Regions from separate parts of the Homo sapiens genome. Here all the other regions are linked to region 3. Evidence: chromatin loops called from intact Hi-C (ENCODE). Cell type or tissue: endothelial cell of umbilical vein. All regions are shown on one strand.

Evidence for each region. Hi-C counts contacts between places; a loop is a spot of excess contacts. Peaks named below come from ENCODE experiments on the same cell type or tissue, not always from the same donor. Only the 100,000 strongest peaks of a DNase experiment are listed, where the experiment ranks them.
Region 1: it touches region 3 in a loop (6-fold over the local background); 2 of 110 quality-filtered maps call a loop at or near these places.
Region 2: a loop joins it to region 3, with 8 times the contacts of the local background. A loop is called at or near these places in 2 of 110 quality-filtered maps.

What each region holds. Positions count from the first base shown.
Region 1 is chr12:108,825,813-108,830,812 of GRCh38, forward strand. All of the region lies in intron 2 of SSH1 (slingshot protein phosphatase 1), which reads right to left. Among named protein-coding and RNA genes, the nearest start is that of MIR619, 8.7 kb to the right of the region's middle. RefSeq lists an enhancer at 1,848-2,419. In endothelial cell of umbilical vein, no CTCF peak of the experiment used is centred here; DNase peaks (open chromatin) are centred at 569, 1,529, 2,329 and 3,119; H3K27ac peaks cover 4,308 bases.
Region 2 is chr12:108,836,217-108,841,216 of GRCh38, forward strand. The region is part of intron 2 of SSH1 (slingshot protein phosphatase 1); the gene reads right to left. It overlaps MIR619 (microRNA 619), which reads right to left and starts at 790; the gene lies at 692-790. RefSeq lists enhancers at 1,646-2,845, 2,150-2,279, 2,839-3,440. In endothelial cell of umbilical vein, no CTCF peak of the experiment used is centred here; DNase peaks (open chromatin) are centred at 2,265 and 3,335; H3K27ac peaks cover 4,979 bases.
Region 3 is chr12:108,687,559-108,692,558 of GRCh38, forward strand. All of the region lies in intron 2 of CORO1C (coronin 1C), which reads right to left. Among named protein-coding and RNA genes, the nearest start is that of CORO1C, 41 kb to the right of the region's middle. RefSeq lists enhancers at 3,845-4,124, 3,915-4,596, 4,075-4,369, 4,597-5,000. In endothelial cell of umbilical vein, a CTCF peak has its summit at 2,540; DNase peaks (open chromatin) are centred at 1,953, 2,473, 4,173 and 4,963; H3K27ac peaks cover 4,019 bases.

The DNA of each region.
Region 1 (5,000 bases), 140 kb after region 3:
TCTGGCCGATCTCATTTCACAGGCTGCAGAATCACCTAACCCTTTCCACCTGCAAAGCTTGTCACTCTCTCCTTCCTTAGAATCTCACAGCTGAGTATGTTTTCAGAACTGTTCTTAGACACAGATCATTTACTATTTATTCTCATCAAAATCTGAAACAGCTATGCGAGAGGTTCCAAACTCATGAAACCTAAAACAACCATCAGTTCATCGAAGCAGCTGGGAAAATCTTTTCGAGACAACATCAACTGCTTTTGTTCATGAGATTAAAAAAAAAAAATTCATACTGACCAGAAACCCAAGCACGCTGGAAACAGCCAACCATTAACGATGACCTTTGCCTTGGAAACCATGAGCAAAAATTCCCCTTGGTTTCCCTTATATTTCCTTTGGAAAAAAAAAGGAACAATGCAACAGACTAGGCTGGTTTCACTCTGTGATCACTTACAAGGCCAGCTGTTCCTCCTCCATGTTCCTACACTGATAAGAATCAGGGACTCCTGCTCTACGCATGAAGTCAGGATGGCATTGATTGGGGCCCTGGAACACTCTGCCTCTGTTCCCCCACGACAATCAAGTAACAGGCATTTACTGTAAAAAGCAAGACTGGAAGCTGCAGGGAAGCCCAAGTAGCAGCGCATTATCCCGAAGCTGTGAGATCACCCTGCGTCCTGCAAATACAGTCAGGAGATACAGCCAGAGGAAACCGCACGACATGACTCTCCGGGTGGGGGGTGGGGTGGGAGGCCGCAGAGCATGGTCAGTCACAGGATTTATGAAAACAAGATGCAGAAAGTCTCTGTGACCCGGCTTCCTGGCTTCTCTTCTGAGCTCACTCTGGGCCCAGAGCCTCATGCGCCCTCTGCGTGGCTGACCTGAATACTGTATCTGACGACTGCAGCTTCTGATGCCCAGAGGCACAGGCTCCCGATTCATCAGACCCTCAAAGTGTCCCACTGGGGAAGTCCATGAAGAAATCCACATTGGTGATGGCACGCTCACTTTACCAGGTGTCTGGGGCCAGGAAGCCCAAACCCACAAGCCATCCATCCCAGCCACCCAGAAGTCACTCTTCTCACAAAAGATCTGAGTGTCCTAAAAGGAGTGACTAAAGTTACAAAAGGTCAGACGCAGACAGACAAAACGGAAATGTCTTCCTCCACCGCTGTAAGAAAAATCTTGATGAGGGATAAAAAAAAAAAAAGCCGCTGCCCTCTCTACCCGCCAACTGGAATGTTTTTATCTCCACCACACAGATCTGTTCTCGGACACTGATTACTGCCATTCGGGAAGCTTCATAAGATTAAAGTTTCTCCAAAGCATTGAAGACAGACAAAAAACCTCAATCAATGCTCCTCAAAAAACCCCAGGCCCCCAAAATATAAACAGCCAGTGTCATCCAGAAACCAAGCCATGGCAGGAAACCAGTAATCAGGGTGGTCATACGTACTAATTTGAGCTGGAAACCTCTGGACAGCAGAAGCAGTGGGTTGGCTGAAGGAAGATGCAGAAGTCGGTAAAATAAAAGAGGTTCGTGGCTGCAGTGCTCACATCTCTAACGCTCCCTACAACTGCCCTCCGAGCTCTGGCCATCTGCTCCCTATGGAGATCAGGAAAAGCCAGGAGGCTGCCGAGTGCTTCCACGAGGGCTGGGGAGCCAACTCCTCCTCAGAGTCCTACCCGAAAAGCAAATGGCTCTTGTGGAACTCTTGTCTTCCTCTGATATTTTGGCTGAAAAAGGCCCTTGTCCCAGCACATCCTGATGAAAGAGGGCCATTCAGCAAAACAGCTGAGGTTCCTCTAATCACTGCACTCCTACGGGCTTTTCTGTAGGCCGGAGAAACAAGCACCGGGGTGTGCATTCGACATTGTGAGGGCAAACAACTGGCCCCAAGGAACCAACCCCAAGCAACAAGACCCCCTTCCGATTCAAATCAACATTCTGAAGGATGACTCTTTCTTTCAAATCAGCATCCATTTACCCAACGGTGACGGTGACGTGGGCAGCTGCCGCAGTTAGTTATTCTGCGTACTCAAAGCACGGTTACATCCTGAAAATTCTTCAGTCATGCTAACAGCTATCTGAGGGGACACGCCAGGTAGAGGGGACCACATGCACACCTATGAGGAGCTCTGGGATACGCACGGTGCCCAAGGCAGGTCAGGCTGCAAAGGTCCTAAAGGTTGGAGGTGTGATCCCAAACCCTCCAGGCACAAGCCAGCCAAGAGCTGTGTTTTTAGCGTTTCTTTCAGTGAGAGAAATAAGTTCAGGATGTGAATAACCATGACGCAGGAGAGAATGGAATAAGTACCCTAAGAAAGGGGCTCGGCTAGGGTTTACAAGAGGGAGGAGGGAGCATTTAACTGGTGACTTCTGGAACAATTCCTGAAGGAAGCAGCACTGAGTAGGGGCTTCTCTTCCCTCGGCTCACAAGTGACCAAGCGATCCTCCCTACGGATTAAGTGAAACACACATTACCATGATTCTGGTTTTGCAGGTGAGGAAACCCCAGCTTGCCTAGGAGCACATATCTCTACAAGATGGGGCTGGACTCACATCTATCTGCCCCACGCCCACCTGCTTAACCCCTGTTAAGCAGCTGTTCTACTCATCCAGAATGAAAATCAGAGCCATTATGCTGCGGTCACATCCGCTCATGCCTGCCCAGGTGCCTAATGGCAAAGCCACTAAGGCACTGAGAAGTCAGAATGTGGATCACATCTTCCGTCCTTCTTCCCAGTGTGTGAATGCATCATGCGTGGGAAAGAGAGAGAAGGAACCATTCAAGCAAACAGAACTCCAGGAAGACGAGACTGTGCCGGGGTTCTTCCATCTGCCCAAGTAGAAATCAGAAGGGCAGGGGACCCACAGCCTTATCCTACCCACCACTGCCGTCATAGTTGGGGGACAGGACACATCCTTTGGCCCTTCTGCACTGCATAGAGGCTAAGGAGTTCTGTAAACCACACAGCCACGCTGACCAAGAAGTCGCTTTCAAGGTAAGTTTCTCATCAACAGGACTATTATTTACTGAGGATCTCCCATGTGGCCAAGGCTGTAGGAGGTACTTAGCTACGCCACGTCATTGAACTCTGGCAGTTCTGCAGGGTAAGGTATTTTCTCCATATGACAAACGAAGGAAGCCCGTCAACAATTCCAAAATAGAATCACCAGGGATAGCATGGACAACGCCCATGGTGACTGCCGCGCTTTAAGGTTTAAGAAAAGTAAAAACTGGGGGTGATGACTCATTCCTGTAATCCCAGCACTTTGGGAGGCTGAGATGGGTGGATCATTTGAGGTCAGGAGTTCGAGACTAGCATGGTCAACATGGCAAAACCCTGTCTCTACTAAAAATACAAAAATTAGCCAGGTGTGGTGGTGCATGCCTGTAATCCCAGCTACTCAGGAGGCTGAGGCAGAGAATCACTTGAACCCAGGAGGCGGAGGTTGCAGTGAGCCAAGATCGCACCACTGTACTCCAGCCTGGGCGACAAAGTGAGACACTGTCTTGGGCAGGGGCGGTGGGGAACAAAAGTAAAAACAATGGTCTGGGAATTCATATTTCTGGGTTCCAATTTACATTCTACCATATATACTCTGATTAACCCCTAGAATTAACCCCTAGAATTCCTTACAGGGTTCTGTTCATTCATCCAAACAGGCAAACATTTGCAGAGCATGGAGCACAGGGTAAGCCAAGCCAGCCCAAGCTCTGATAAGGGCAAAGACAGCCATCCTCTTTAAGGAATGGGTATATGTGCTGGTGATCTGGGTGTCTGCCCTGCTGCATAGAAACAGCATTTCTTGAAGAACAAAAATAGTAGGTATAGAAACATCACAGTATGGAATATCCAAACACCCCTGAATTCCAACTCTGGTCATACATTGAAACAACCTATCAAACTCCTAAAACACATTCATGCCCAGGTCCAGCCTCAGCAGAGTCTAATTCGGAAGGTCTGTGATGAGTCCTGGGCATCTACTTTTTTAAAAAGTTCCAGGGAGCTGGGCATGGTAGCTCATGCCTGTAATCACAGCACTTTGGGAGGTCAAAGTGGGAGAATCAGTTGACCCCTGGAGTTCAAGATTAACCTGGGCAACGTAACAAGATCCCATCTCTACAAAAAAATAAAAATAAAATTAGCTAGGCTTGGTGGTGTGTGCCTGTAGTCCCAGCTGCTCAGGAGGCTGAGGTGGGAGAATCACTTGAGCCTGGTGAGGTCAAGGCTACAGTGAGCTGTGACCACACCACTGCACTCCAACCTGGGAGACAGATCTTGTCTCCAGAAAGTTCCAGGGGGTGCTTCTGATGCACAGCCAAGTTTTAAAAACCTCAGAATCAAATAACATCATGGCCAGGCATGGTGGCTCACGCCTGTAATCCTGGCACTTTGGGAGGCCAAGGTGGGTGGATCACTTGAGGTCAGGAGTTCAAGACCAGCCTGGAAAACATGGTGAAACCCAGTCTTTACTAAAAATACAAAAATTAGCTGAGCGTGGTGACGCACACTTGTAGTCCCAGCTTCTTGGGAAGCTGAGGCACGAGAATCACTTGTACCCTGGAGGTCGAGGCTGCACTGAGTGGAGATTGTGATCCTGGAGTCCCCACTGCACTCCAGCCTGGATGAGAGTGAGACTGTCTCAAAAACAAACACACAAACAAACAACATCAGAAGACACAGAGAAAACAGTCTTCTCCATGGGCTTCATAAAGATACCTCTCACATAGGTACACGTCGATGTTTTCTGCTGGTAAAAGGTAACACCAACAAAAAGGCATGGTGCTCTCAGAAGGTGGGTGATGTGATTAGGTGCAATAAAGGGAGGTCATGCTAGGGTCAAAAACAAAATAATACTCTCTTTGGAAGCAGTAAAACAGATGCTAGTCTTCTACTACACACTTTCAGAGACCTGAATGTTCTTCTGGCCCTCTAAGGGAGACGCTGCATCATGACAATACGAAATGATGACAGTGAAAGCAAAAACAGATCAGACC
Region 2 (5,000 bases), 150 kb after region 3:
CTGAACTCATAGTTTTCAACCTATTGAAATAAATATAGATGCACGTGTGTGTGTATGCACGTACATACAAATGTTCCCTAATTCTGCCCATTGAGAGGCCTGTGGTTAGCAACACCCCAACAGCAATAAGCAGACCTAGCTTGGCTCCTAAATTTCATTTTCCACTAAAAGGAACCAGAGCCCCTTGGATAAAGGACTGATTCCACAGGTGGGTAGGGAGCATCTGTTGCCAGAAAGCAAGAAAGCACTTAAAGAATGATGTGGACATGTCAAAGGGACACAGAAGCCAGCCTGGATGAGATCCCACTGGCCCTAACTGTCCACAAGGACAATTTGAGCAAGGATGTCAACAATTTAAGAGCAGATTATAAACCACTGAATAAAACAGAAAAATACAAAGAATTGAAACGGACATTGATGGCAGACAGGATATTAACATAATTTTAAAGTATCTCTCCAAGGAATGCTTCTGAATGATGAAGGGGAAAAGAATAACTGTACAGTGGAAAAGCCTGGTAAAACCCACCTTAGTGACCAAAGTGAATGTCACCATAGTGGGACAAAAGGAAATCAAGTGCCACCTTATGGGATTCAACGAGGACGCAGCATCCCTTGGGTGATGTTCCAGCCAAATACACGTGCCCGGTGGAATCACACAAGAACATCAGACACACTCACACTGAGGGACACTCTGCAAACTGACAGTACTGGGCACAAACATGTCCAGGTCATGGTCGACCGCAGTGGCTCATGCCTGTAATCCCAGCATTTTGGGAGGCTGAGGTGGGCGGATCACTTGAGGTCAGGGGTTCGAGACCAGCCTGGCCAACATGGCAACACCCTATTCTCTACTAAAAATACAAAAATTAGCCGAGCGTGGTGGAGCATGCCCGTAATCCCAGCTACTTGGGGCGCTAAGGCACAAGAATCGCTTGAACCCGGGAGGTGGAGGTTGCAGCGAGCTGAGATATCACCGCTGCACTCCAGCTTGGGCGACAGAGTGAGTTTCCAACTCAAAAAATAAAAAAATAAAATAAAATCCAGGCCACAAGAGTCAAAGAAAGACTGAGGAAGGTTCCAGACTGCAGGAGAGCCAAGAGACAGGATAACTAGATGCAATGGGCAGTCCTGAATTGGATCTTTTGTTATGAAGGACAACGCTGGGACATATGGTGACTCTTGAATGGGGTTAGAGGACTAGACGGTGGGAATGCATCAGAGTCAGTGTCCCGCGTGGATGGCTGTGTTGCGGTTCTGTGGGAGAATGCCCTGGTCTGTATTCCAAGGGTAATGGAGTAGCAGGTTGACAAATTACTTTCAAATGGTTCAAAAAAGAAAGTTCTTTTCACTGTACTTGCAATTCTTATGTAAGCTGGAAATTATCTCAAAATTAACGAGAATTTTTTATCGACGTAGTATTTTACATATTTATGGAAAACATGTAAGTATTTGTTACATGCATAAACTGTGTAATGACCAAGTCAGAGTATCTGGGGTATCCATGACCTTGAGTATTAATCATTTGTATGTGTTGGGAGCATTACAAGTTTTCGAGTTACCAATTTTTTTTTTTTTCCTTTGAGACAGGGTCTTACTCTGTCGCCCAGGCTGGAGTGCAGTGGGACGACCACGGCTCACGCAGCACAGCCTCCACCTCCCAGGCTCAAGCGATCCTTCCACCTCAACCACCCAAGTAGCTGGGACTACAGGTGTGTGCTGCCACCCCCAGCTAATTTTTTAATTTTTTTGTAGAGACAGGGTCTCACTATGCTGCCAGGGCTGGTACTGAACTCCTAGGCTCAAGAGATCCTCCCACCTCGGTCTCCCAAAGTGCTGGGATCATAGGCATGAGCCACCATACCCAGCCAAATTTTTTAAAGTTATTTTTTAAATCTCCACTTAATTCGATTTTGGTAAAACACGACCTGTAATTTTTCTTTATCGGTAGGTAATAAAAGCTTCAGATGATTTTACTGATCACTGGTATGGGCATATTTCATGACTTTGCCCTTTCATCTCTTGCATAGTTTTACCCTCACCAAGCAAGACCTTCCCTGCCTCAGCACTGTTTGCCCTCTTCGTGTTTTCCAGAACAGAAGTGGCCCTGTTTCGTGCCCAGAGCAGAAGAGAACGATGAAGAGCTCTGCTCTCCCAGGTCTTCCTGGTCTGTGTGTGTCCAGGTTTTGAGGGCCTCTCACATACACGGCTCTGGACCACGTAAGATCTAATTTTAGCATTTTCCTGCTCGGAGACCACATGTTTGGAACAGCAGGGGCTGACCTGCCCGTGCAGGCCTCCTATTGTGAAGGGCACGCGAAGCCAGGATACCGCAGCCCTGCAGGATGTGACTCAGCATCCTGTCTCAGTGCTGGGGCGGCCAGCAGCTCTGGCACCAAGTGCTGCTGCTGACCTCACCTCTTAAGACCACAAATACCCAGGGTAATTGGTGGGATAGGCATGCAGCATCAGCTCTCCCTGTTAAGACAACTTGCTTGTCCATCCATTATGCTGGGCTTCCTTGTGAACACCACAGGTATCTATCAGGAAGAGTTCTTCCGAGGAACTGATCTGCTGGTATTTTCAGGACACCAAGAATCAAGAGATTGGTCTTGTTTCTCTCTTTGCTTTGACTACCAGGAAACTCAAAGTCAGATCTGTGGCCAAATTCTGGTAACCATACCAATGCTATGTCATGTATTACATGTACAAACCTTCCCCTTACTTCATCTTATTTTCTTCTGCTTTCTTCGTGTCCCGATTTTCTCACTAATGTTACATTCTATTGTTCTCTATGAATGTTGTAAGGTGTTTCAAATCCTTTTTGGAGGGCACTACTGTAGATACAACACACATTACCCCTGAGGGATAAGGACTCTTTTTGACTCCACACAGAATCCCTGGCATTTGGCAAAGAACCCATATTTAGGCACTAAATACACATGGGCTGAATGGAAAAAGCCAATAGCTAAGTAAAAACCACCTCCATTACCATATTGTTTCACAAGAGGTTCTTTTCCCTTCCATCTCATGAGGTGGGGCCTGGTCAGGAGTCCCCAGGGCCTGGGAATTAGGTTCCTTAGGGAGCCTTCTTGCTGTAGGGGCAGCCAACAGGTCAGTGGCCTTGACTCCAGACCTAAAGAGCCACTCCTAGACTCCCAGCTGCAACAGACACAGCGTGGCACGGGTGGGCCTGGCCACTGGGGAAGTGACAAGTGATTTCCAGATGCTGCAGCCAGCCTGGCTCTTTCCAGACCACACTGAAGGCCCCTTCCTGTGGGAATTCTGATGGGGCCCAGATTTGGGGAAACACGCCTCGAGGACTCTTGGCAAGTGCGTGCCAGGCCTGGACCAGGAATGACTTCTGTGGGCACAGGGAGAGACCAGGCATTTCCTAACACAGGACCTTGAACAGCCTTCTCTGAAACAAAGTCTTTCTAAAAATAGCTTCAAAAGTAACCATTCAAGAAAAGAAAGAAAAAAAAAACTGTAAAAGTAAAGGCACTCAAGAATGATATTTCCCAGATAAAAGCCTGGCACAGGTTTCAGAGGAACTTGCAGGAAAACAGGTCAAGGCTGGGTTTTTCCTCTTAGGTGTCACTTGGTTAACATTGGTCTTTGGAGGGGAACAAGTGCGGCAGGAAGGGCTGGCACTGAAAATGATGGCCACTGGGTATAGGCCAGGGCCAGACACTGTACACAGAACAAGACTCTCTGGAGGCCTCAGGAGGGCCCTGAGAGGAGGAAGGCAGGTGGTGGGCCCAGGGTCAGACATGCAAGTGAGCTAAGTGGCAAGGCCGATGCCCCATCCAGAAGCCCCGCTCTGACCACACGCAGGCTCTCCCGGCATGTCCTCATTTATGCGGCAGTCTCTTGTATCTCACTGCAATTCTGCCCCCACACTGCAGGCTGGCCAGCGTGGCTTCCTCATAAGCACATCACCCTGCATCCCGACACTGACTACACCCACAAAGCAGGAGCCCCCGCACCCTCCAGCCCAATCGCTCAGTTCGCTTTGAAAATGGCTCCTCTCGGGGGCTGGGCGCAGTGGCTCATGCCTGTAATCCCAGCACTTTGGGAGGCCGAGGTGGTTGGATTGCTTGTGGTCAGGAATTCAAGACCAGCCTGGCCAACATGGTGAAACCCCATCTCTACTAAAAATACAAAAAATTCGCCAGGCATGGTGGTACAAGCCTATAGTCCTAGCTACCCAAGAGGCTGAGGCAGGAGAATCACTTGAACCCAGGAGGCAGAGGTTGCAGTTAGCCGAGATCGTGCCACTGCACTCTAGCCTGGGTGACGGAGCAAGACTGTCTCAAAAAAAAGAAAAAAAAAAAGAAAATGGCTCCTCTGGATTTTGATTAATCCTATTTTGATTAATCCTGGTTTCTCATTTTCAGCCTTCCTTGAAGCAGCATGACCCATCTGGATGTCCTCCTCATCTCAGGAATTTTCTAATAAGCTGTCTAAATCCAGAGATCCGACCACAGAACAATGAATGCCAAAGATGAGTTCTAAAGATGCGAGTACTTTCTTTCTAAACGGACGCTGCTTTGTGTATGGCTCTGCTCCTGGGGGCAGACGCGGCAGGCTAAGCCCTGCGGAGGAGGAGGTGAGTCCCAGCAGAGGGTCACTTCCTCTCAGTAGCCCGGCTGGTTTTCTCCACTGCAGGGTCAGACCATAGCCCTGACCCAGCTAGACCCCCATAAGCGCATGACCTTGCTCTCACCGTGGGAATAAAACTCGTGATAGTCAGTTACAAATACACAGCAAATGATGAGCAGCACAATATAAACACAGATCTAGATTGGTGGGTCTGAGGACTCATTCTTAAATTTGGAGGCCATCACCTAATCTTGTCTTTTCACTTTACATAGCAGGAGACAGGGACCCAGAGAAGTGAAGAGGCGTTGCCTTAGGTTGCACAGCAGATGACGCCTCTCAAGATGGACCCTAGGTTGTCTGACTCCGTCTCACAGCTTTGCCCCATTTATCATGAAGAT
Region 3 (5,000 bases):
CGGATCACTTGAGGTCAGGAGTTCGAGACCAGCCTGGCCAACATGATGAAACTCCATCTTTACGAAAATTACAAAAATTAGCTGCGCTTGATGGTGTGTGCCTATAGTCCCAGCTACTCAGGAGGCTGAGGCACGAGAATCGCTTGAACCTGGGAGGCAGAGGTTTCAGTGAGCCAAGATCGCGCCAGTGTACTCCAGCCTGGGTGACAGCGAGACTCTGTCTCAATAATAATAATAACAATTTAATTAAAATTAAAAAAAGAAAAAAGAAGAAATGATATTGCTTAGCTGTAAGGGCACTTCCTATCAATCTTACTGGAAAATCACAACAGCTTCCACTTATTAACAATGTATCCCCTCTGACCCTTTTTTTTTTTTTGAGACGGAGTCTCACTCTGTCACCCAGGCTGGAGTGCAGTGGTGCAATCTCAGCTCACTGCATGCAACCTCCACCTCCCAGGTACAGGCGATTCTCCCGCCTCAGCCTCCTGAGTAGCTGGGATTACAGGCACACGCCACCACGTCCAGCTAATTTTTGTATTTTTTTTCACTATGTTGACCAGGCTGGTCTCAAACTCCTGACCTCAGGTGATCTGCCCACCTCAGCCTCCCAAAGTGCTGAGATTACAGGTGTGAGCCACCGTGCCCAGCCCAGTATATCTTATTTATCGATCTCACATCTCCTTCTAAAAAGGAATCCACATTTAAGAAGTAGACTCATCCTATATATTGAGGGCAGTACTGAGTACAATAAAAAAAACTGTTAATGTACACAAACATGTACAGAAAATTTCTGACAGACACGTCTCAATAAAGTTCTGTGCTGGGGTGTGTTTTTAAAGCAGCTAGTGGTGTATTACACATGTACCGCAGCCATGTTCACCTTCCCAAACTCTCGAAATTCAACATTGGGAATTTTGCTTCCAATATGTCCTACATATTACAAAAGATCATTCAGAATGACTGTTTCTTCATGTAAGAATGATTCCTCACATAATTATTTCTGACCCACATATTGGTTTGTGGTTGAAGACACTACCAATTGGTGTTAAAATGGATCAATCTAAGCTGGGCACGGTGGCTCACACCTGTAATCCCAGCACTTTGAGAGGCCGAGGCAGGTGGATCATCTGAGGTCAGGAGTTCAAGACCAGCCTGGCCAACACGGTGAAACTTCATCTCTACTAAAAATACAGGCCGGGCACGGTGGCTCACACTTGTAATCCCAGCACTTTGGGAAACCAAGGCAGGCAGATAGGTCAGGAGTTCGAGACCAGCCTGGCCAAAATGGTGAAATCTCGTCTCTACTAAAAATACAAAAATTAGCCCGTTGTGGTGGCACATGCCTGTAATCCCGGCTACTCGGGAGGGCTGAGGCAGGAGAATTGCTTGAGCCTGGGAGACGGAGGTTGCAGTGAGCTGAGAGCGTACCACTACACTCCAGCCTGGGCGACAGAATGAGACTCTGTCTCAGAAAAAAAAAAAAAAAAAATTAGCCGGGCATGGTGTTGGGCACCTGTAATCCCAGCTACTTGGGAGGCTGAGGTGGGAGAATCACTTGAACCCGGAAGGCGGAGGTTGCAGTGAGCTGAGATCGCACCACTGCACTCCAGCCTGGGCAACAGAGCGAGACTCCATCTCTGAAAAAACAAAAAAAGATGGATCAATCTGATAATCACTGGTTCCTGCAAGAAAGGAAATGTAACATTATGTTAAAGTCGCACAACGCTTTACCCAGCAGGCCTACTCTTTCTCATAACTAATGTATGTTTTCACAAAGTAATAAATTCCCATGGTGATAAAAAGTGACACATTCATTCGAGTGATAAGTCAAATCAAATATTCCCCTTTAAGAAGCTCAAGGTATCCCACACACAATTTCTTTCAAGTTTGCATTCTGGAGTGTATCATATAAACCCACACCTTCCTAGGGTGCTGGATTCAGACTGCTTTCTACACGGTTTCCCTTATCTAATCCAACTCAGGCAGCTGTCTCACTTCCAGTACTTTTCCATCTCCTGATCTGCAGTCCTCTATGCCTATTATCCAGACTGGTTACACCACCCGAAGATGTAAGGGCCTAAGAGCCCCCACCCCATCCTGGGGAAGGCAAACAAAGATACTTTACATGACCTGACTCAAAGAACAGTTAAAAGATTTCCACATTGTTCAAACCCCTACCTAATATTCATCTAAGTTTTCATTTTAGGAAAAAATGAGTATCAAAATCACTTTATGTGCCCAAATTTCAATCATAACTTATTTTTGGCTTTGGGTGATACATACTGAGAATTCTTCAACTCAGCAAGGAGAATGTTAAGTCACACATGTGCTCAGAAGTAGAGGAAAAGTTTTCAGCCCAAGCATAAGGGCTCCATTCACACTGTGCAGAGTTCAAAGGAGTCAAAAGCGTATCTATTGAAGTGGGTTTTCCATTTTTTTCAACTTCCTTTTTCTTATGACAGTATTATTTATGTGGATACATGTTTTGTTTGAATTTCTTAAGCCCCTGCTGCTCCACGGGGAGGAGCTAGAGTGATTGTGGTCATGGGACAAGGGGACAGCGGCATGGAAAACAGAGACTCAGCAGCAGACCAAAAAGACGGGTGCACACAATATATGACTTGTGCACAGGCTGGTCCCTGAGAGTGACAGCTCATGGCCCAGGAATAAAACATTCTGAGGAGGCTTTACTTTAAGGGAACCAGAAATACCATCCTTGAGGTAAAAGGAGGTGCTCTGGAATAAACCCTACAGATTGAGTTACCCTGTAAGGTAAGGTAAGCTAGAAACAAAAGCTGCTGGGGAGAGGGAGTATGGGCCTACAGAGACTTCACCTGCCTGTGAGTAAAAAACAGCAGTCTTTTTGGACAGAAGTGAAAATGCCAAGCAAATAATTTTTGCATCACAGATCCTCTCTAAAAACTGGGTTTAATACTGAATAGACCATATTTTAAAATCAATTAAGAACTTGAGGGAAGTTATTGTAAAACTACAAACATTTTATTATCAGAAAGCAAAAACACGGAAAAGTTAACATTTCCTTACTCAACCTTGCCCAAATATGCGATAGCAACCAGAGTAGCTGTATTTCCTAACTTCCTGACTTAAAGAATTTATAAAGTGAAAACCTAATGCTTTCTGCTCATTATTGCAGACAAGTAATTCCATATGATGCTTCTGGGCTGAGAACAAATAAAAACTTGGAACCCAAGATGAGGTAGAATCTAGTTAAAATAAAATTGAGCTAGAAAGCAAAAGCTGAAAAGCAGAAGAACTACAGATGTAAATGCAATATGGAAAATTAAAGCATTCAATATCAAATCAGAAAATAGAGAAACTGGTTGTCTAAGCCCTCGTAGTAAGCAAATGACATTGGAGATTGATCTACTGAAACCCTCTGTGAACGCTGAAGAGCTCCAGGGCTAACCCTTCCCATTGCAGCTCTGCATTGGTTTAATCCACAGGTCTCAGAATGAAAATCCACCCTCCTTGGATGGTGGAGATGATAAATAGAAAAATATTACAACTTTTTTTGGGGGGTGGGAGGGGCTAATGCCTTGGGCTCCATGGCTGAGTCAGTTCCACACAAGCAAGAGGACTGCAGTATAGACTCAATTCAGTCAGCCAGAAATGAAACCCAAGTCACCGTTCCTCCAAGAAAGCAGACATGTGTCCCATCACATGCCCTCTCAGCTCATTCTTCCCCAGACTCAACTCAGGTCCCACCCCTAATGGGCGAAGATATTCAACTTGGCAGGAGCAGATGATTTGCTACATGTGGTTATAAGGTGGCTTCTGGGCAAAACCGTGACTCCAGAAATGTGTTCATGACACCTTGAGTTTATTTCAGAGTAATGTGTGTTCAGATACCTTTCTTTACCGGAGATACAGCAGCTTTCCCAGACTGGGGTTACCATGTTTACACACTGAGGGCTTCTGCTGGCAGCAATTGTCAGCCTGCTTAGCACAGACTGGCACGCTCCACAAACCCAGTAAAGAGTTAAACGTTCTTTGCACTTGACTCAGTGGCTTCTCTTCACCACACACTCCCAGATCCCACCATTCTCTGAGCCACCCGTGCAGCCAATCAAAGCAAAGGAAGGAAATTATCCTGGCCGGCTGACAGCCACAGCGCTCTGATGGCCATATATGGTAAAAACCACTGTCAGAGCCCTGTCAGGCCTGCGGGCCGGCTGCTGTGGACATATCAGTGAACTGCAGCAGCAGGAGAAGCTGGCCAAGGAAACGCACAAAGGCTGCCTGCTCATCTCCAGGGGAGGGGGTGGGGTGGAAACCATCATCTGCCAGGGCACACATTCAGTGAGTCACAGCCACTCACTGTCATCAAAAATAGCCCCGGGGTACATTGGGAAGTTCCTTCTGCCAGGACTTTGTGCTCCATTGTTAACTGGGGGTGAGCAGGGTGCCCACCCCACCCCTCCCAGCAAAACTGTGGATAACACAGTCACTAGGAGAAAATGAAAAGGCCCTTCTGTGGCACTTCATGTGGTAATGAGGCCAGGCCGTGCTCGTGTGGCTGGCAGCTCGTGACATAATTTGGAAGTCATTGTTCTGCACCTGGTGCCCTCCCCCTGCATCCTCCACCCCTCCCAGTCCTGTCCCCCAGCTTTTCACGGCCCATACACTTGGCAGTTGAAGGTGCTCCAGGCATCAGACAATCTATTTCAGGAGGCAGTGAATGGGCATCCCACGACATGTCAGGACACTGGCTGGCTCTGAACAAAATCCTCTGCCCCTAACACCAAAGCTACCAAGTGCCAAATGTCCACATCTGTACAAAGGGCTACCGGCACTGCCACTGTTGTCTAAAACAGAGTACCACAATGTGTAGAAATGGAAATTGCCTGTCAGCAATGCACAGTAAGGCAGACATGCAGCCAATGCAAATCCAGCAGGTGCTGGCAAAGACTGTGGATCACACAGAAAAGCACTGTCAGGAGACTGCCATTCCCTCTCAAGTAGCCCATGAAAGAAGG